Linked DNA regions of Homo sapiens: region 1 is linked to region 2. Evidence: chromatin loops called from intact Hi-C (ENCODE). Cell type or tissue: breast epithelium. All regions are shown on one strand. Each heading gives the region's core, and the rest is flanking DNA. Links, peaks and the distances in the headings are about the cores only. Region 1 overlaps ARHGEF10L (Rho guanine nucleotide exchange factor 10 like). Region 2 overlaps IGSF21 (immunoglobin superfamily member 21).

Region 1 (10,274 bases), core at 1,468-9,467, 670 kb after region 2:
ATAGACAGATAGATGGAAGGATGTATCGGTGAATGAATGGATGGGTGGGTGGGTGGATGGATGGACAGATAAATAAATGGATGGATTAAATATATATTCTTGTTGGATGGATAAATGGATAGGTAGGTGGGTGGGTGGATGGATAGATGGATAGGTGGGTGGATAGATGGATGGATGATGGATGGATGGATATACCATGTGCTAGATCATGGGAAATGATGAGGAACAAATCACTCTCAGAAGGGAAGCAGCAATGACAGGGCACAATTTGCAGCACAAGGAACATAGTGGAGGGTACCTCACTTGAATCAAGGGAGGCTTTGCCAGGAAGCCCAAGGATAGAAAGGTGGGCTGGAATGTCTGCATGAGTAGGGCACTAGCCAGCCCTGCCTCCTGACTCCAGGGGTGAAGATCCTGAGACCCAGGTCCTCTGCACAGCTCCCCCTTTCACTTCCTTCTCAGCCCTGTCACCATTTGCAAAAGGCACACTCTCTTTTTAGCTCCCTGGTTTTCTGTTGCCCCAGATGAGGTTGCACCTCCCAACTCCAAATGCAGTGCCTGGCACCAGAGGTGCCCAGGAAGACCTTGGTGGATGAAGCTGCATGAGATGAGGCAGGCAGCTGCTGTCTCCAGCACCCCCTCCCAGGTGCCGCTCTCCCTACTCCTGTCCTGAGGCCAGAATGCCCAGCTGGGCAGGGGGGTGACTCACCCAGAGGTAGCCCTGTGGAAGGGAGGTGCTGACTGCTGAGAAACCCAGCAGGGGACAGTTGACAGGACTGTGGACCAGGGCCCCAAGCTGCAGAGACAGAGACGGTACATGTGAGGTTAATCATCAAGGTGCCCAGATGCCAATATTTGGCAGATTCCTGGGCCCCATCCAACTCTCCCTGGATTAGAATCCCTGTGGGTGGGGGCCAGGAAAGCAACATGCTTCACGAGTGCCTGCTTCTCCAGGCAGTTCCTACACGCTCACATTTGTTCTTCCTTTCCTAGAACCTTCCGGCTAGAAGAGGCCTGCAAGAGGCTCTGTATCAGCCCAGGGTCTCTGAAAGTGAGCAGCTTTCAGATAAGATTTCTTGAAAGCCACCCACCCCTCCTTATTTTACAAACAGGGAAATGAGGGTCACAGAGGGCAGGTGACTACCCTAGACCACAGAGGAGGTGAGTGGCAGGGCTGGGCGGCTTGTGAGGGCCACGCACAGAAACCAGGGCTCAGCCTGTCACCGCTGTCACCAGTAACCACCTTCCGCCTGCTCCCCCCTGAATCAGCTGCCACAGACCCCATGTTGGGTGGCCTCTCTCTGAGGCCTGTCTCCTGAGCTAGACCTGGTCAGTCCCTCTCTCTGGCCAGGACAGCAATTCTAGGAAATGGCCTGGCCCACTCATGGGCCACACTGAAGGAGAAGACAGAGTAGAGACTGCTCTTGGCTGGAAGGAGGATGCAGCCGACCACTGGGCCCTTTTCCAGGCAGCTGCTGCCCTCTGCTGGTGCTAAAGGCCCCAGCCGTCCCTGGACCCATTGTTAGAATATTCTAACAAAATTTCTAATGGCCATGGGCGAGGGCCCTAAGAGGTCACCTCATCCAGCCTCCTCATTGCGCAGATGCCAACTTGAAGGTCAGAGGGAGGCGTGCCTGGCTCAATGTCACACAGCATGTTAGTGGCAGAGTGAGGGCTAGAATTCAAACCTTCAACATCTGGTTCAGGGCTCTTTCTATTCTGGTTGAATTTTACCCCAGAAGCCTGGCTGCACACCAGAGGCCTTGGCACTCTGGGGCCCCAGTTCTGCCTGCTGAAAAAGTGTGTCCTCACATTCAGAGCAGGGGGCTTCGCTAAGCCCGGCCTCTGGGCTCCCTGTCTTCTCTGCTTCCTGGTGGCAGCATCTAGTTGAGGGTGCATGCCCTTTCTGCTGGGCTGATGCTCTCTCTGCTCCCTTGGTGGAGACGAGGCCACGGCAGCCCCTGCTGAGGCATTTCCATGGCAACTCCAGTGGGCCCTGATGTCAGCTGAGTCAACAGAGCCGGGTCGAAGATGGTGGAAAATACTCAAATGGCTCCTCTCCTTCACAGGCAAGGCCCTAGCCCCTAAATGTCTTGCCTGTGCCAGGAAACTGGGAAGTCAAGGCACCCTATGCAGAAGAGAGGAGGGGAGCACGAAGCTGTGAAGGGAAGCAGCTTTAGGTACAGCCAACACGGCTCCAGCCCCAGCTCAGTGGTTACCATCTGGATGGTACTGAACAAATCAGGTCCTCACCTACAGAGCAGAGACCCTGAAATCTCTCAGGATGGCCGTGGGGACTGGAGAGGGAAAGTGTAAAGCACCCGGCCCAGGGCCAGGTACCCAGTACCCTGCAGCTACTAAGGCTTACCAAGGGCCTCTCATGGGATATTCTAGCACTTCACACACCTTAGCTCATTTCATCATCAGAGCAAGGCTATGAGGGCAGAGCCATCAAGGATGAGCAGGAGACAGGGTACACGGCCAACAGCAGTTCTGGCTGAGGTTGGTGAAGGTCAAGACACAGCCCAATGAGCTTGTGAGCTTTGGCCTAAGCAAGCCTGGCCACAGACCCCCTGTGGGTCTGGGCTACACCCCTTAGGCTCCCAAGGTGCTCGAGTTTTAAAGCATCTCAGAGCAGGCAGCACCCCCAGCCCCATCCCCAAGGCCCTGTCCCCAGGTGGGCTCTGAGACTGACCATCAGGGAAATGGGTTTGCGCTGAACCCTCCCTGCCCTCCTGCCACCCCTCCAGAGACAGCATTCCCCCTTGGATGGAGCCAGGGGTCCAAGAAGAACCTTCGACACCGTAGTAGTCAGGCGTTCAGAAATGCCACAGAATAGACTCCGGTGTCCTCACCTTCCTGGGGACCAGGGTGTCCTCAGGTGTTTGCTTCTGTTTCTTGACCCCTGAGCGCACCCCATGCAACTGGCTAAGCACTTGACCCAAATCATATCCTTTAATCCTCAAGGTGACCCAGTCAGGAAGGTGCTGTGACCACCCTAGTTTAAGATACCATGAGCTGAGGCAGCATTCCTGATGTCACACTGTTGGGACTCAATCCAAGGCAGGTGGCCCCTGCTGATGCTCCTTCACACTCCCAACTGATTCCCTTGAGTCAGAAGGCCTTGGTGTGGCCCAGCGTGGGCAGGGGCCACTGTCAGCACAGACAAGAGACCTACTCCTGCCTCCTGCCCCAACACCCCTGATCCCTTGAAGGAAAGAACCCAACACATCCTCATCCACTGGTACAGAGTGCCGACCCTGTCTACACTGTGGCCAGCAACTCCCTCTGCCCAGCCCAAGCCCTCCCTAGACAAATAGTCTGGGCCACTGCTCGCCATGAGGCCAGCCAGAGCTGGAGTCACCCCCTGCCCCAGGACCACCTGGAAACGTGGTGAGCTGGAAGGGGGCCTGGGCAGAGGTTCACACAGTCACATCTGCTTCTGCAGTAATTGGACAGGGCCTTGGTACTCCCAGGCCCTATTTCATCAGGCTGCCAGCACACAGCTGATGGGGCACATTTGTCTGGACTGGTGGTGGGGTGGGGTAGGGTGTGGGCAGAGGGGGACAGCGATTTGAGGCCTAGCTAGTGCAGCCAGGCAGGCTCTGCTCTGGCTTCTGGGAGCTCCACAGGCCCCTTACCACAGAGAGTCACTCGCCTCCCTCCACTAGCCCTGGCGCTCCTAAGGAGACAGTGAGCCGGGGCCAGCAGGACTGAGGATGCTTCTGGCCTACATATTCCTGGGCCCTGAGAGCTCGCACTGAGGAGGTTCGTGGGCCCTGGTTCCCCAGGTTCGAGGTGGCAGAGGCTCCCCACCTGGATGGGGGTTTCTTTTGGGGAGGCCTTGGAGGCAGTGGCCAGTTCTGTGACTCCACCACTGGGGTCTGATCTGTCAGGGCTCAGCCTGCATCCTGTGCTCTCAAGAGACCCAAGGCCCTGGGGGAGACAGGAGAATCCAACGCCCACCATAAAGTCACCCAGGGCCAGCCTTCTGCAGGGATGCGCTAAGGCCAAGCTGGCCGCAGGCACAGTGGGCCCTGATACTCCCTACTCCATGGTCGCTGCCTCCAGCCCAAGGCCCCAGGGCCCACAGGTAACCCCCCATCTGGCATACGCCATCTATCACCAGTTAAGCCTGTCCCACCCCAACACATCCCCAATGTGTCCACCTCCCTTGCCGACGGCCTCCACCAGGGCCAGGACTAGGGTGATAGACTGGGGCACCTAGCTTGGGTACAAAATTTAAAAGGGCACCAAAAACTCAGTCACAAAAATGTATATATATAGAGAGAGAGTAAGGCAACTTTAAAAAAATCAATATTAATGCAAAAAATCCACACTGAATAGTTATTTAAAAGTTTAAATACAGACAAAACTTCACCCTACACTTGCACGACCCTGGCTCACTTGCCTCACCCTAATCCTGGCCCTTTATGTATCAAGAGACAAAAAGAGCGGCCAAACCACAAGGAAAAATTTGCTGATTTGATTATATTTACGCACTGCATTAAAATAGTATTTATCTTAATTATTGAGATTTTTGACATCGGCTGAAATTTTGTGCCTGAGGCAAAGGCGCCTTACTCCAGTCACAGCCCTGGCCTCCGCCCACATCAAGTCTTGCCACGTCTCAGCAGGACCCTGAGCTGAGCTCTGAGCTGCTCCCTCCAGGTCCATTTTTTTTTTTTTTTTTTTTTTTGAGACAGGGTCTTACTCTGTCACCCAGGCTGGAATGCAGTGGCATGATTTCGGCTCACTGCAACCTCCGCTTCCCGGGTTCAAGTGTTTTTTCCACCTCAGCCTCTCCAGTAGCTAGGACTACAGGTGTGCACCATCAAGCTCAGCTAATTTTTGTATTTTTGGTAGAGACAGGGTTTCACCATGTTGGCCAGGCTGGTCTCAAACTCCTGACCTCAAGTGATCCACCTGCCTTGGCCTCCCAAAATCCTGGGATTACAGACGTGAGCTACCTCACCCAGCCGACATCCAGTCCTTTTGTATTATTTACTTATTTATTTGAGACAGGGTCTCACTCTGTCCCCTAGGCTGGAGTGCAGTGGTACAATCACAGCTCACTGCAGCCTCAACCTCCTGGGCTCAAGCGATCCTCCCACCTCAGCCTCCCAAGTAGCTGGGACTATAGGCTCATGGCACACCTGGCTAATTTTTTTTTATTTTTATTTTGTAGAGATGGGGATCTTACTATGTTGCCCAGGCTGGTCTCGAACTCCTGGACTCAAGTGACCCTCCCACCTCAGCCTCCCAAAGTGCTGGGATTACAGGCATGAGCCACCACGCTCAGTCCCGGTATCCATTCTTATCTGCAATTCACTCTCACACACCAGCCAGAAGGATCCAAAAAATGCGAACTATATATCAAATTGTGCTAGTCCCTAGCTTGGGAAACATCTGTTTCCAAGGCTTTTTACTGCTCTGAGAACAAAATCCAAAGCTGACCCAGCCTGCAAGGCTGGCGTGGTCCAGCTCACCCACCAGCGAACCTCGGGGCCCGCCCTCTCTCCTCCTGCCTCGCCTGGCTTCCCCCACTGTTTCTGCTGCACCCTCTGTGTGGGTTTGTCTACTGGGAATATTGTTCCCATCCCTGGGCTGAATCCTTCTCGCCATTCAGTTCTCAGTTTAAATGCCACCTCCTCCAAGAGGCCATCTCTGAACCTCAGCCCACCCACGTATCTACTGTGGCCCCGATGTCTTTATTACACACCTCACTCTTTTCTATTTCCTTTGGCTTGCTGGGGTTTTGCCTCTCTCTCTCCCTGCTAGGATTCAAAGCTACATAAGGGTTGGGACCTTCTATGTCTTAGTCACCACTGTATTCCCAGGGTCTAGCACACAACAGGTGCTCAGAAAATTGCATGCAGAATGGACAAGTGAACAAATGAACTCATATCTCAAGGATTTGTTCTTTCAGCTGTTTAGATCCCCAGTCTACAGCCCAATCGGCGCATCTCTTGGGGCTCACCAATCTGGGCCTGGGTCCCCAACTGGTGCTCCTATCCCTGGAGCTGAGATGACCTCATCTCCCTGGGAAAGGGGAGGCAGTAATTGCTCTAGATGGAGGGCGAGCTAGGACAGGGTATAAGGGCAGGTAACCCGTGAAGGCTGAACATCCTCATGGTTAAGACCCTGGGTGTTGTGATCAGGCAGGGCAAGGTTCAAATTCTTACTAGCTATGTCCTTTTTGGAAAATCATAGCACCTGTCTTAGCCTTAGTTTCCTTATCTGTGAAATGGATAGAGAAACATCTACTCGCAAGGTTCTTATAGATATTAAAATAAGAGAATAGCAGGAAAGAACCAGGGGGCACAGCAGGTGCTCAATACACGGGAGGCCTGATGGCGCTGGAGCATTCCATGATGAGGGCAATCCCTGCGCCAAAGCCGGCTCCCGCCTGGCGAACCACAAAGCACCCAACCCACAGTGGCTGGCACAGCCGCTTCGGCATGATCTGGAGCCATGCCATCAACAGATGAGATCATTGCTGTTTATTATCTCAAAATAATGGAATTTTCCATTCACTTGACCCACAGTGGTCGTTCGCCTCCATTTTTGTGGTGGGAAAGCTGATTCCCGAAGCAACAAAAAGGCTTGACCAAATCTGTCAGTAAGAATTTAGAAGCCACAGCTGGAACCTGAGCCTTCCCTGCTGTGGGCGCTCCCTGGAAACTCTGGTTCTCCCAGGCGAGGGGGAGCCGCAGCCACCTTCGAGGTCGGCTCAGCAAGATCCGCTCCACTCACCTGCAGGCTGAGTGCCCGGGAGGAGAAGGCAGGGATGCAGCAGGCCAGGATCGGGCACCAGAATGGGGCTTTGCTCTTCTTGTCCTCATCCGGGCATAGCCAGCCTGGCTGGTTCTCCTCCCCTACAGCAAGAGGAAGGAGGTGGGTAGAGCTGGTCAGAGTCCAAGGACCAACTGGGCCATGAGGAGCCCTCCAAGCCCCAGGGAGCCACTGCAGGCCCCAGAAGCCTGGCCCCATCCAGTCACTCCCCACCCTACTCCTGCCGGACTGAGATGAAATCCAGCCTCAGGAGTGATGCCGTGGCCAGGGTCTCAGGCAGGGAGTTGAAAAACAAGGTCCCAGCTTGACCACCCTACCGCTGAACAACCCTGTGCCAGTCACCCCAACTCTCTGAGCCTCAATTTCTTTGCCTAGAAAATAGGAATGCTAGAAATGCCTTCGTCCTGTGGTTGTTGTGAGGACCAAATGAAATAATAGATGTAAAAGGGTTTTTAAAAAATGTTAAGATGCTGAACAGAGTCCAGACCCCTGTTGCCTTGAATTTCTGTTGCAGAGTAGGAGACAGACCATGAACGATCAGAGGACAGGAGGTCGCCATTGCGGCACTCACACTTGACCATGGTGGTGATGGAAATGCAGAAGAATCACACTCCTGCTTCCTTCAAGACAACCCTGAAATTAGGAAGCCGCCTGCCTCCAGTTCACCCACCCTAGCTGGGCCTCAAAGCTCCCAGGGACCCGTTACAAGTACAGATGCCTAACCCGACCCCAGACCCAGGACTCACCACGGGAGGTCACCATGCTAAAGAGCATCTGCTAAACCTCGTTCTCTGTGGAGGCTCCTTTACATGGCTCGGGGCTCTGCTCACATGTCCCCTCCTCCGAGAAGTCCTCCCTGACCACCCTGACTACAGTGGCCCCTTCTCTCAGGAATCACTCTAAAGACCCTGTCTTACTTTCCTCGCAGCCTTCATAATGATCTAAAATCATCCGTGGTCCATTTCCATAAGTCTCTAATATCAAAGCTGTAGTCAGTGGGGGTCTGCACTGTCTCATTCACCACTGTCCCCTGACACCCAGCACACTGCAAGGCACATAGCGAGTGCTCGGAAAACATGGCTGGAAAGAATGAATAAAAGGAAGGAGGGAGGAATAAACCACCGTCTGTCCTGAAGAATTCTCCCTGCGGAGGATCCCTTCCTTCTTTACACTCCCTATGAGGACTCCCTTCCAGCAAGCCCACAGCAGGGATGAGCGTGATGAAGACACCACCTACTATGCACCCACACATCAGGCACCACACTGAGCGCCGCCGTCTATGCCCTGGCTTAGTCTTCACAATCGCTGAGCACAGCCAGAATCATTATTTTCACTCCACAGAGGATGACACTGGCACTCAGGGATTTAGTAACGTGGCCAGGCCACAGCCATGGCTAGGGGGCAGCACCCAGATTCAGGCCTAGATCTGACACCCAAGACTGAATTCTCTGGACTAAACCAGGCAGCCTTCAGCAACCGCGCCCGCTGATGCTCCATCGCAGAGGCCTGTGGGCACGGTGATGCTAGAGTAGCTCTGTCGCAGGCAGCCGGAGCCTGCCCCTCCCCTAGGAGGCGCCAGGTCAGCCGGAGAGTTCCCGCCAGCCACACTGGGGCCCCCTGACACTACAGTCATCTTTGCTCGGCAGCCAGGCCCATCCTGCTAAAACTTACACCTGGCCTCGCCGTTCCCCTGCTTGGAAACATCAGTGGAGTCCCAGTCAGCCCAGAATAAGATCCAAACTCTCCTGGAAGAGCTGCGAAGGTCCCTTCCCTCCCCAGCCTCCTCCCTCGGCCACTGGCTCCACCGTGCTGGACTGTGCTCAGCAACCTCGCCGGGACGGGCCCAGAGGTTCCCGCTGTCCGGAACGCTGCCCCTCACCTCCCCAGGGCTGGCTCCTCTCCTTCTCAGAGAGGCCTGCACCACCCATGTCTCCATGCCCTGGCCTCCACCACCTGTCGTCTCAGCCCATTGGAGGGTATCACACCTCTCACAGCTACTCCCTGCTCCTCCACCAGTGTGGCTCTTCTTCGTTGTGTGCACATGTGCACGTGTGCACGCGTGCGTGTGTGTGCACATGGAGGTAGGCGCTCCCCCACCATGCCAGTGTTCTATGAAGGCCGAAACCTCCCACCCTATTTCCTTCTACACCTCACCCAACCCACCCACGCAGGGCTGGACCCACCACAGACCATCACTACATTTAGGGATATGAACAAAAAGTCTCTTTTCTCAGAGCCTCATTTTCCAGGTTTGTCAGATGTACCCACGACATGAACGTTAATCTGACTCGCTTTCATCAAAGAGATCCTGCCGGGTCAGAGAGAAGGGCTGGACATGAGTGAGGAAGGACCACCCTGAGAGCAGCCCTCATGCCGTCACTGCCCGAGAGAGGTGGCACCTGAATGCTGGCACAGCAAGAGGAGCTGGAATGAGGTGGCAGGTGAGGATGCTATTTGAGAAGTGAAAGACATTCCCAAATGTCAGGCTTGATGATGTGAAGGCGCCAGCACCCGGCGGGCTCACACCCTCCGGCCTGAGTCACTGAGCAGTGAACTCATTCCCGAAATGGGCCCAGAGGCATCCTCCATGTCTGGTCCTCTACCCTGCTGGGCCCTGGAAACAGAGTCATGTAAGACCTGATCCCTGCCACCAGGGAGGAAAGGCCTACATAAGAGACCCTCAGGGAAAGGGCACGACCACACAGGGCACGCGCGTTGCCATAACAGACACTTCTACGTGCCCTGCACCTCACAGTTTCCACACTGCCTCACTGCATCCTCACAGCCATCACGGGAGATACGTCCTTCTATCCGCACTCCACGCTGGCCAGCAGAGGAAAGGGGAAAGCAGGGGAAGATCCAGATGCCAAGGAACTAACCCACGGGGGCGCCTTGCACGGTGCCTGCGACGCACCTTGTCCCGGGGCAGCACGGCTCTCCTAGCCTCTGCTAGTGTGCCAGCGCTCGCCATGCTGCCTCTTGGACAAGCCCCTGGGCAGCAAATAAAGATAGGCCAGATTTGAGAGCTTGTCCCTGCTCTCAAGGAACTTACAATCAAGCAGACCCTCACCTCTACCAGCCAAGAGCTCTGGTCTGGACCCCCAATTCCTCACCCCACAACCTGTAGGAGCTGGGTGAGCGAGCATCTCCCCACCCTAGCCCCTGTCACCAGGGCGCCCAGAGCTCAGCTCCTCTCTTTCCTCCCCGAACACCCATAGCCCATCAAGTCCTGGCAATTTATTCATACGTATTTTTTTTAATGATCTGACCTTCTCCTTCCAGATGGTGCCTTCCCTGCCTGCGACTGGGGACGTTACAAGAAAATGGAGTCGTTGCTCCCCATCTGCCACTGCCATTGTTCCCGTCACAAAACCAGAGTGGCGGAGACCAAATTAGAAGACTGCTGTCGCTGAAAATTGAAAGCCCGCTTGGGATAAGTGACATTAAGAACTGGCACCGACTGCAGAACCGCAATTTCC
Region 2 (10,274 bases), core at 1,463-9,462:
GGGCTGCCAGAAAGCTGTACACACACAGACATGGCCCCTGCACTAACCGAATGCTGAGCCTTGCTCTGCTCTCCCAGCCCCTGCTCTGTACCTGCTTCCTGTCCTCCGGCTTCTGAAAGAGATGGCGATGCACTCTCTGTCTTTCCCTGCCTGGTGGAGGTGGGTCTACACTCGAGCTCAGCCCAGAAAGTGGGACCCAGACTCCAGGCCTAGCTCAAGAGCAAATTGTCTCATCCTCCCTGCTGTGAACTTGACTAAGGACACCTTAACAATGGTGTCAATATATTCCTGGGGACCTGCCTGTGAAGGCGAAGTTTCAGCTCCAAGGATACCGAAGACGGAATAACCCGAAATCCTGAAATGACTCCCTACCCTCCTTTTGGCCAAGCCCTGGGTTTTCTCCTCCATCAGGCCCTTTCCAGGGACACAGTAGGGACACACTTCCTCCGGGAGGGGTGGGGCCATTGGACAGCACCAAGCAGAAAAGCAGGGGGACACAGGAGACCCTCCCTTGAGCTAAGGGACCTGTCTTGTGAGCACAGAATGTACATGGAGAAGCTCCATTCCTTTAATAGCTCTCCCAGAAGAGTCTGGTCTTAACCAGGGTGACCAGCTAGTCCTGGTTTGTCCAGTCAAGAAAACTAAAGACAGGGAGGTGATTTATGCAAGGCCAGGCAGCAATCAGCAGCAGATCTGGGAAGAAGCGGCCGGGCCACCTGGACCAGGTGATCCGTCAAAGGTTCTGGGAAATGGGGGCTCATGACCGCCCCCTGCAGGCGGTTGGGGAGGCTTGGCGATCCGGCCATCTTGTTACAAAGCCTATGCATCCATCCAGAGGCGGATGTGGAGTACGTGCTCAGTGATAGGCAGCTGTGGCTGCTGTGAGCCAGAAGTCTTAATGAGTCAAGGTATCTCAATGAGCCAGAAATACATGGTGCTCTTTTCACCACACAACGCAGGAGAATTTGGGTCCAACTTCTCCCCCAGCCAAACAGGGAAAAGACACGGCCGAATCATTCCATGGGGCTGGGAGCCCACTGCCTGGGGTCTCCTGCCACCTTCCAGCCATTCCTCTGGCTGGGGAGCCAGTCAGGAGCCCGGCCATTCTTAATGTGGTGGGCTTCCCTGAGAACACTCAGCACAGATGGAAGGTCTCCCAGGTTGTACAGCCTGGGAGTGGGATGGGGGAGTGGGACCGGGGAGAGAGGCAGGGATGGGGCAGCGCTGGACAGGGGGCCTGGAGCCTCCGGAAAAGCCCCACTACCTAAGAGCTGAGCCCCTGGACACTGGGAATTTTATGACCTTCCTCCTTATGTGTTTTCGCCAATTCCAAGGCTGCCTGAAATCTTTTTCTTCAGGGCCTTTAAAAAGCCATTAGTATGATTTTCACCGCCCCCCAACCTGAAAATGGTTTCTGTCATACAGTTGCTCATTGGGTACAAAATATCTGTGGCATCCACTGGAATGCAGGGCTGGCTAGGAGGGGTACCAAAGAAAGTAGGCACAGAGGGGAGAAGTTCCAGAATACTCCAGCCGATGCCCTCTCCGCCCTGCCCCCAGCTCCCTCCCTAAGCCCTCCCCTCACCCGCTTCAGGGAGCCTGGGACCCCTCTCAGGCTCCACCCCTGCCATAGACGTCTCTTAAATTGGCCTGATCGTTGGCGGCCCAGCTGCCTTAGCTCCTTGGCCATTTCCTCCTGCTGACCTTGAAGGGTGAGAACGAGGGGACAACTCTTGACTCACACTGGGCCATGTTTGAGCCACATCTTTCTCAGTTCTATCTTCACACTGCAAGGGGACTTTTGGTGCTGGACGGGTGGGGCTCACCACACTCTGCTCTACCTCCCAGGACTGTGTGACCTCAGGCAGGTCATCGGCTCTCAGCTTCAGCTTCTGCACCTCAAGCCCTTTGTCCTGAGGCCCTGGGTGGTGAAGCTGGGACAGGACAAGGTCACCATGGAAAGCTCCCTTACTCCTGACTAGAGGGACACCCCAGACCTGCCAGTCATGATTTACCAGTGGGCAAACTGGTAGGAACCTTTTTCCAATGTGAGAAAGCACCTCTGAGAAATCAGGTTTTCTTTTCCAATGTTGAATTACCCCAAGAAAAACCAGAGAGAGCTTAGCTTGGGATCCTAGATCATCCAAGCCAGGAAGTCAGTGACAGGCCCTTGGGTGGTGACAGATATGGGGTCGCTGGTCCCGACCGCTCTTTCCTGCCCTGTCCAGCCACTGCTGTTCACCTTGGGCCCTGAACCCGCTTCCCCATTCCCACCCTCCATCTTTCACTGGCTGACCCCTTCCCCTGACTTCCTGGCCCATCGCTTCCCGCTCCCCTTCACCCATTCCGACATCTCCCGCTCTTCTCCACCGGCTTCCTCTCCAGGCCTCTTTTCCAGACTCTGGCTGCTGCCATGGAAACCACTTCCTCCTCCAGGTCCTGACTGATCCACTTAGCCCCTCACTGGTCAGCCTGTTGGACTCAGGCTCTGGGTTCAGGGGTGGGCAGGGGCGGGAGGGCCCAGGGTTCAGAGTGTTTTTCCTACCTTCACCCGACGCCATCCCAGGACTGGCAGGCAGGGGGCGTGGGGCACGTGCTCTTCAGAAAAAGACTCCGTGTGGTGGGGAACCAGGAGCCAGGTGGTTGGCCAAAGGGAAATGAGACCAAAGAAGCTGGGCAGTGAGCAAACTTGGAAGGCTGGGCCCGTGGCTGAGCTCGCCGCCTCCTTCCTATCGTTCGTGATTGCTTTATTTAACAGGAATCTCTGCCTCTGCCTCTCTACTTGGTGGTGGGTGAGAGCTGGCATCAGGAAGGCCCCAAGCCTGTTGGAACCAAGCCTGCCTCCACCAGAAGAGGGAAGACGGGCGTGGAAGGTGGCTGCCTCTGGGTTTCCCGGACTTCCTCAACCTGTTGTTTCTATGATCTTTTTTCAATGAACATGGCTGTGCCCCTACTGTGGGCAAGGTCAGCATCAGGTCCCTCGCCCTTGAGTTCCAGGAGCCGATGCAGGCCTCGTTCATCAGTGTACCAGTGAGAGGTTCACTGAGCACCTCCTGTGTGCGAGACCCTGTGCGAGGCACTGAAAACTGATCTCATTCAATTCTCAGGGAAAGCCTTTTGCAATAAGAACAATAATAGCTAATAACCTCTCTAGACCTTCCCATGGGCCAGAACCACCCAGCTGTAACATGCTGTAGTTGAGTGATCTGGGACAAGTTAATGCCTCAGTTTCCCCATCTGTAAAACTCAATTTCACAACACTCCCATGAAGTAGGTGTTGTTATTGTCACCCGGCCCTCACAGAGGAGGAAACTGAGTCACAGGGATGTTGCTTACAACTTGTTGGCTGAAGTTACTCAACCAGAGAGTGTCAAAGCTGGGTCCTGAACCCTGCAGCCAGGCTCCAGAGCTGATACCTGCTACGGTCCAAATGTCTGTGTCCTCCTCAAATTCAGATATTGAAACCTAATTACCAATGGAATTGTATTAGAAGGAGGGGCTTTTGGGAGGCGATTACGGTGGGATGAGCACCCCCACAAAAGAGGCCCCAGAGAGCTGCCTGGTCTCTTCCAGCATGGGAGGACACAGCCACTTTCTGGCTCATGGGGTGAGAGGGCTCCATGTGCCAAGTAGTGGGCCCCCAGCCAACCTGGAATCTGCCTTGACCTTGGGCTTCCCGGTCTCCAGAGCTGTGAGAAATGAATGTCTATTGTTCATAAACCACCTGGTTTATGGTATTTTATTACAGCTTTCCAAATGGATGAAGACAGTGCCCTTAACTCACAGGCTAGTTGCTGTTTGAGGTGGGTGTAGCACACAGAGAGGCCGAGGCTTCTGCAAGGTCACACAATCAATCAGTGGCAGAACAGAAACAAACTCTTTCAGGCTGGAGAGAGAGTCATAAAGGGCAGGCAGAGTGAGTGGAGGCTCTGGGGTCATCGAGGCATCAGACTGTGGCTCTACAGCAACATGGAGGCCTGGTGCACAACCTGCCTCTGCTTCTGGTGACCAAGGGCAGACCCTTTTGTCTGCAGGGACCATGTTTTCCCTGGAAGCAAACTCCAGCAAGAATGCATCATATGGGTCCCTCCAATATAGGGCCAGAGCCCCCGACGCCAAACTCTTCCACCACAGTTTGACAAAACGATCAGAAAAGAGGTTCAAAGAGATGGTGCTTGACCCCTAGAAAAGCAGGCAGCATGCCAGAGCACTGCAATTCAGAGAGAAAGCTCTGAGCTGACTTGGCCTACCCGCGTGGATGTCAATCAGCCCAGTTTCCTGCAGGGAGAGGGTCCAGGTGAAATATCCTCAAAGCCTGAGATGGACACAGCAGTCAACCGGCATTACATCATTTAGTACCTACAACCACCCATTGAGATCAGAATGATAAACCTCACTGAACAGATTAGGAAACTGAGGCCCAGGGAGGCCAAGCAATTTGTCTGAGGTCACGCAGCTAACTCCTGGAGGAATTGGGCAGGAACTCAAGTCCAGGGGCCCATCAACAAGATAAAATATTTGAGAATGGCTGGAGATCTCTCTCTCACTGTCTGTCTTTTGGGATGGACCAGGGGCAGCTTCAGAGCAGGACCGATGACTCCAGTTGGGCAAAGCAAACCTGAGCATTCCTTGCGAAGCTGTGGTTAGGCCTGGGGCCCCCACAGGAGGCCTTTCCCAACCAGGTCAGCTGATGGATGACCCGGGGCCAAACCTGACTCCCGCCGCTTCATCAAAGCGGAGCTAAAAACAGCTTTGCTTTGGCAGTGGAAAATTGAAACTCCGAGCTTCCTCTTAAGGCTCTTAAACAGGTCAGCCCACCAAAAGCCCAGTCCTTCAATCTGGGTTCTCTTAAAAAGTAGGGCAGGCCAATTATGTTTGACTGTCCTGCGCTACGTGGTGCTGAAGGCGGGGAAGGTCAGGCCAGGGTGCCCAGGGCTGCCAGCAGATGAGAGACAGAGGAGCCAGCCAGCTTCTCCTATCAGCCCCTTTGTCAAAACAAAATTAAAATGCCTGGACTCCTGCTGGCACCAAGATCCGATCCAAGGTAATAGGTATTTATCTTAGCGTGTTCTGCTCTGGGCTCAGTGCCATGGGGAGATGGAAACTAGAAGATATCTTGCTTCCGGTTCTGTCTCTCACACTGAGCACAGTACCCAGCTCTGAGAAGGCAATAGCTATCTGGTCATTCATGCATCCAACATATCGTTACTGAGTACCTACTATGTACCAGGGTCTATCCTAGGTGCTAGGGATACAGCTGTGAACAATAGAAACCAAAACCACTGACCTCATAGAACTCGTATTTTAGTTGAGGGACACAGACGGTAAACAAAGTAACCTTTGAAAAATATAGCAGGTCGGTGATTACAGGTGTATTTAGAAAAAGAAAGACAGGACAGGGATAGGGAGTGCTGGGAGTGGAGGGGGCGCTTCTATTTAAAATTTGAAATTGCTGGGAGGTCAGGGAGGCTTCACTGAGGAGCAAAGTCCTGACAAAGGGGAGACAAGTAACATCTGGTGTAGAATAGATGAAACAAATGCACAATCGCTGAGCTTATATTAAGTACCAAAACTTTGCTAGACATACTTACATTCGTCATCTCCTAGTGAATTCCTTGGAACAACTTAATGAGAGGAACAACAGTACATAAATTTTTAATGAAGTAGCAGAAGCTCAGAGCCAAAGTCAAAGACAAAGTTTCATCTTCACGGGCTTACAGCCTGTGTAAAGAAGTTAAACAATTCAGCAGCTATGCTTCTTTTCATAGTAATAGTTACTATGATAGTTTCCTGGACACATGGTTGCCCAAAATAGAGACTACACTTCCCAGTTACCATTGCAGCAGGTGGCCATGTGACTAAGTTCTGGCAGAGGGATGTAAGTAGGTGTGTTACACACAAATTCCTAAAGGGTTCTTATAGGAGGGGGTGTGTCCTTTTTTTCTTCCTGCTTCCTCCTAGCTGGAATGTAGATGTAATGGCTGGAGCTGGTGCAGCCTTCTTAAACTTTAAGGTGACCTTCAGAATGGAAGCCATGCACAGTGGAACATCAAGAGGGAAGGAGCTTGAGTCCCTGACACCAAGGAGCACCCTCTGTCCTTTAGACAGGCTACCTGGGACTCTTAGGAGAAAGAAAAATAAACTCTTATCTAGTTTAAGACATACTCACTTTGGGTTTTTGTTGCATGGAGCCAAAAGTAGTTCTCACCGATATCATTTCAGACAATACAGAGTGGTGTGGATGGTGAGGGAAGGAAGAGGTCATTCCCTGGTTTAAATCCAGCCATTATTTATGGTGGCTGTTTCCTACAATTTGGGAATAACCGGTATAAAAGCCACATCTTCAGCTTTTTAAAGCAAAGCCAAACGTATAGATTTGTTTGTAAAATCTCCTGGTTTTCAATAATTTGTCATTGATTTAATTAAAAACATAGTTTTAATTAAAAACGTTCAGTGTTAGTCAAATAGAGCGTGTTGACAGGCCGATTCTGGGCTGTGAGTCCCTGGTTTGTAAGCAAGGTCTGGTGAGGAAAGGGCCCCAAAGGAGAGAGTGTGCAAGTCAGTGAGTGAGCTGGGGCCGTCAGGTGCTCAGGGATGATCCTGCCATGGAAGAAGTGGGGTGGCATCCACCTGAATGGGTGAGTGCCCAGTGGGTTCAAATTCCTGGAGTGAGCCCCTTGGATTCTCACCAAGGTCTAAGCAGAAACAGTCCCATTTTGCCAAACGCACGCACACACACACACACACACACACACGCACGCACGCACACGTGCATGCACCCTATCAGTGGAGACAAGGCCTGCAGAAGTGATCTGTGGCTCAGCAAGCTGGTACATTTTAATGGATGCATCACAATCAACCAAAGCCCTCAGTATCTGTCCCTTCTGCCAATTGCCAACAATGTAAGGAGACGTGTTTTTTGATGGTAGTGAGGGCAAGGTGAGAATAAGGAAGGAAATAACTGTCTACCCACCTGCAAATTTGGGACGGGGGGCCAGGGCTTCTTCCTCATTCCCACAGCTGCATCATTTAACAGTTACACTGGCTCAGGAAATGCCAATGGCTGGGTGTGGTGTGGCCCACAATCCTGGTTTGGGAAGAGCCATCTATAGTCACCATGACTACCTGCTGGCTTCTAGGAAGGTCTTTCATTTTGCAGGGAACCTTTCCCATGCATTCTTCAGCCCCCACTGCTAGGGCCTGCATGAATAGCGTGGATGACAAAGACAGTGGGGCATGGACTCTAGAGCCTAGCTGCCCAGCTTTGAATCCTGACTCGCTGCGTGACCTGGAGTAAGTCACTCTACCACTCTGTGTCTCCATCTCCTCACCTTACAATTTGGGGTAATGAGAGTACTTTTCTCATGGGTTGTTGAGAGGATTAAATGAGATAATACACAGAAGGCACTTAGGACGGTGCCTGCCCCGTAGTTAGCACATGTGTGTTTGCTTTGTCATCATGCCATGCATTGGCATTGGTGTTCATGCTTTCTTCCAATCACTCAGCTCTCCTCTGCTGTCTTTTGAGAGGCCTGGGTATGAATGTGGATTCATGGCCATAGACTGAGTGGGGGAAAAGAAAAGGACCAGGAGGTCCCAGGAATGTGGAGCCATTGGGTGCACCAGAGAGAAGGTGCATAGATGCGGCTCTTGACAAACACTCTAGACCAAGCCTCAAGAATCCACATTTTCAAATGATTCCTGGAAGTGCAAGGCTTTGTCCTGGCTCTCAGGTGTGGTTCCCATGGAGAGGAGTGTGGCTTAGTAGCCAGGAGCACAGGTAGTGGCATCCAACAGACTTGGGGTCAAACCTCAGCTCTGCCACTTGAAAACACCGTGACCTTGGGTAGGTTGCTTAACCTCTCTGTGCAATGTCTCTTAATCTGTAAAGTTCAGTATTGTGATGCCTGCCTCACAGGATTGTGGTGAGGAGTGAGGTGGTAGTATGGGAAAAGATGAAATGTGTTTTTTTCTAGCCACAGACCTGGAGTAGAGGAACCACCACTGGTCCTGGAAAAATTAGCATGAACAAAACTAACCACCATTTACTGAGAAGGCTTTGGTTCTAAGCACTTGATCCACACTATCTCTAGCCCTGCCCAAAGCCTAGAGGGGCAGGCACTGGTCAATGAGAAACCTAGGGTACAGTCAGATTACGTGACTCACCCAAGGTCACACAAACAGGGAGTGTTAGAGAGAGATGTCGATCAATTCTGCAAAATAAAACAAAGGGTGGACTCTGTCCTTGAGGTTACCTCCATGAGCCACTCTGTCTACTTGCAGCCCCAGCATTGAGAACATTGCTAGGCATGGATTGGTGTTCAATGTTTATTTGTTGACTAATAATAGATAACACACAGCACTTGGTATGTACCAGGCGCTGTTCCAAGCACTTTACACATATTAGCTCATTATGCCTCTTGCAACCCTGTGCTGCCTATGAGGTAGTATGACTATATTATGTACTATTACTCTCATCCTCATTTTACAGTTGAGGAAACTGAGGCACAGAGAGGTCTAATAAGATGCCCAGAGTTACACAAAAAGAATGGAGATCTCACTATCAATCCAAGAGGTAAAATCAAATCAGGGTCTTATCCGGGAGGAATTGGCATCCCAGAGACAGACTACAGCTGGGACCTAGGGACAGGGGTTGCATTAGGGACCTGCTATGAAATACGGGGGCAGGGGCTTGCACACAAGACAGTAGGAGAATTGTTCACACCAGAGTTCAAGGTTGGATAGAGGATGATACAAAGGAGAGTCCATGCAGAGCCCTGAGCAGGAGTAGGACCCTCTGAGTCCACAAGCAAGGGTTAGGAAGGGGCAGGGCAGCTGTGGTTTCTGGAAGGCCCTGAGGACTGCTCCCTTAACAGCAGGGGAGACTTCCATTCTCCAATAATCAGCTCAAAAACTCATTCCCTCTGGCCTCAGCAGTGGTCAGATTCATGCTGGGGAGGAGGGGACAGGATGACAGCTCTGCTCTGACAGGGCCCAAAGTCTCTGGGGCACCTAACCGCCACCGCTCTGCATCATCGCCTGGCAAAGCCCAGGCCCTGTGAATGGCATGGGCCAAGGACCTCAGTTGGCCTCGTGATGCCTCTGCTTGAGGTTGGCTCTGGGTCTTGGTTTCCCATCAGGGGCTCTGCCTTCCAGAAAGTAAGCTTGAGAGTCAAGCGGGAATACCTGCACTGGAGCATGGCCGGGGCTTTGTGTTTCCAACCTAAAGAACACCAAATGACTTTTCTATGTCAAGCATATGCTGGAGGCTTCTACACAGCATCTCATTAAACCTTCAGCACATCTGTCCATCCATCCATCCACCCATCCATCCATCCACTCACTTCTCATCTCTCCAGCTATCCATCCACTCACCCCCCATCTACCTATCTAGCCATCCACACCTATCCACCACCCATCCATCCATTCATTCACTTCTCATCTTTCCAGCTATCCGTTCACCCACTTACCATCCACTTATCTAGCCATCTATCCATCCACACCTATCCACCATCCATCCATTCACTGTCTACCCATCCATCATCTATCCATTCTCCATCCATCTACCCATCCACCCATCCATCCTACCATCTACCAATCCATCATCCACCTACCATCTGTCCATCCACCCTCTACCCATCCACCCATCCATCCATCCATCCATCCATCCATCATCCATCCACTCATCCAACAATTCTACACTGAGTGTCTAGCATGTGCCACTCAATGGTAGATGGGGTAATTACTAGGAAGATAACAGTGAGCAAGATGAGCATGATTCCTGCCCTGATGGACCTGACTTTCTAGTGTTGCAGACAGGGATGGAATTAACCACCTAAATATGTGTTTAATTAATAGTGTGAGGAGTTCCCAGAGGCATCTGGGGTGCTGGTAGACCTGAGAACAGAAAGATCTGACCAGGCTATACTAGAACGTCAGGAAAAGCTGACCTAGGAAGGGACATGAAAGCAGAGATCAGGAGGAGGAGCAAAACTCTCAGCTCGCTGTTGCATTATCTGCATGCGGCCAAATGAGACCTGCCCTGGAGAGCAGAGATGGGCCGTGGAAATGCTCTCCACTGCTGAGATCCTCTCCTATCCCCGCCCCATCGCCACACTCTCCTCCCTTCACTCCAGCCACAGATCTCTGGAAGCACTGCCTGGCCCTTGTCCCTGCTCTCCCCTCTGCCTGGGATGCTGTCCTCTTATCAACCCCAACTCATGCACCAATCATGATCTCTGATGAACTTCCCAAACCCCTTTCCCTCCTGCACC

The links. Hi-C counts contacts between places; a loop is a spot of excess contacts. Peaks named below come from ENCODE experiments on the same cell type or tissue, not always from the same donor. Only the 100,000 strongest peaks of a DNase experiment are listed, where the experiment ranks them.
Region 1: it touches region 2 in a loop (7-fold over the local background); 1 of 110 quality-filtered maps calls a loop at or near these places.

What each region holds. Positions count from the first base shown.
Region 1 is chr1:17,645,158-17,655,431 of GRCh38, reverse strand. It overlaps ARHGEF10L (Rho guanine nucleotide exchange factor 10 like), which reads right to left. Exons shown (of 29, transcript NM_018125.4): 22 at 6,757-6,878; 23 at 710-796. Among named protein-coding and RNA genes, the nearest start is that of LINC02810, 67 kb to the left of the region's middle. RefSeq lists an enhancer at 6,817-7,318. In breast epithelium, for the core only: a CTCF peak has its summit at 1,498 (motif pointing left); a DNase peak (open chromatin) is centred at 6,407; H3K27ac peaks cover 461 bases.
Region 2 is chr1:18,314,947-18,325,220 of GRCh38, reverse strand. The region is part of intron 3 of IGSF21 (immunoglobin superfamily member 21); the gene reads right to left. Among named protein-coding and RNA genes, the nearest start is that of IGSF21-AS1, 140 kb to the right of the region's middle. RefSeq lists a silencer at 2,392-2,686 and an enhancer at 2,392-2,686. In breast epithelium, for the core only: no CTCF peak of the experiment used is centred there; a DNase peak (open chromatin) is centred at 4,667; H3K27ac peaks cover 370 bases.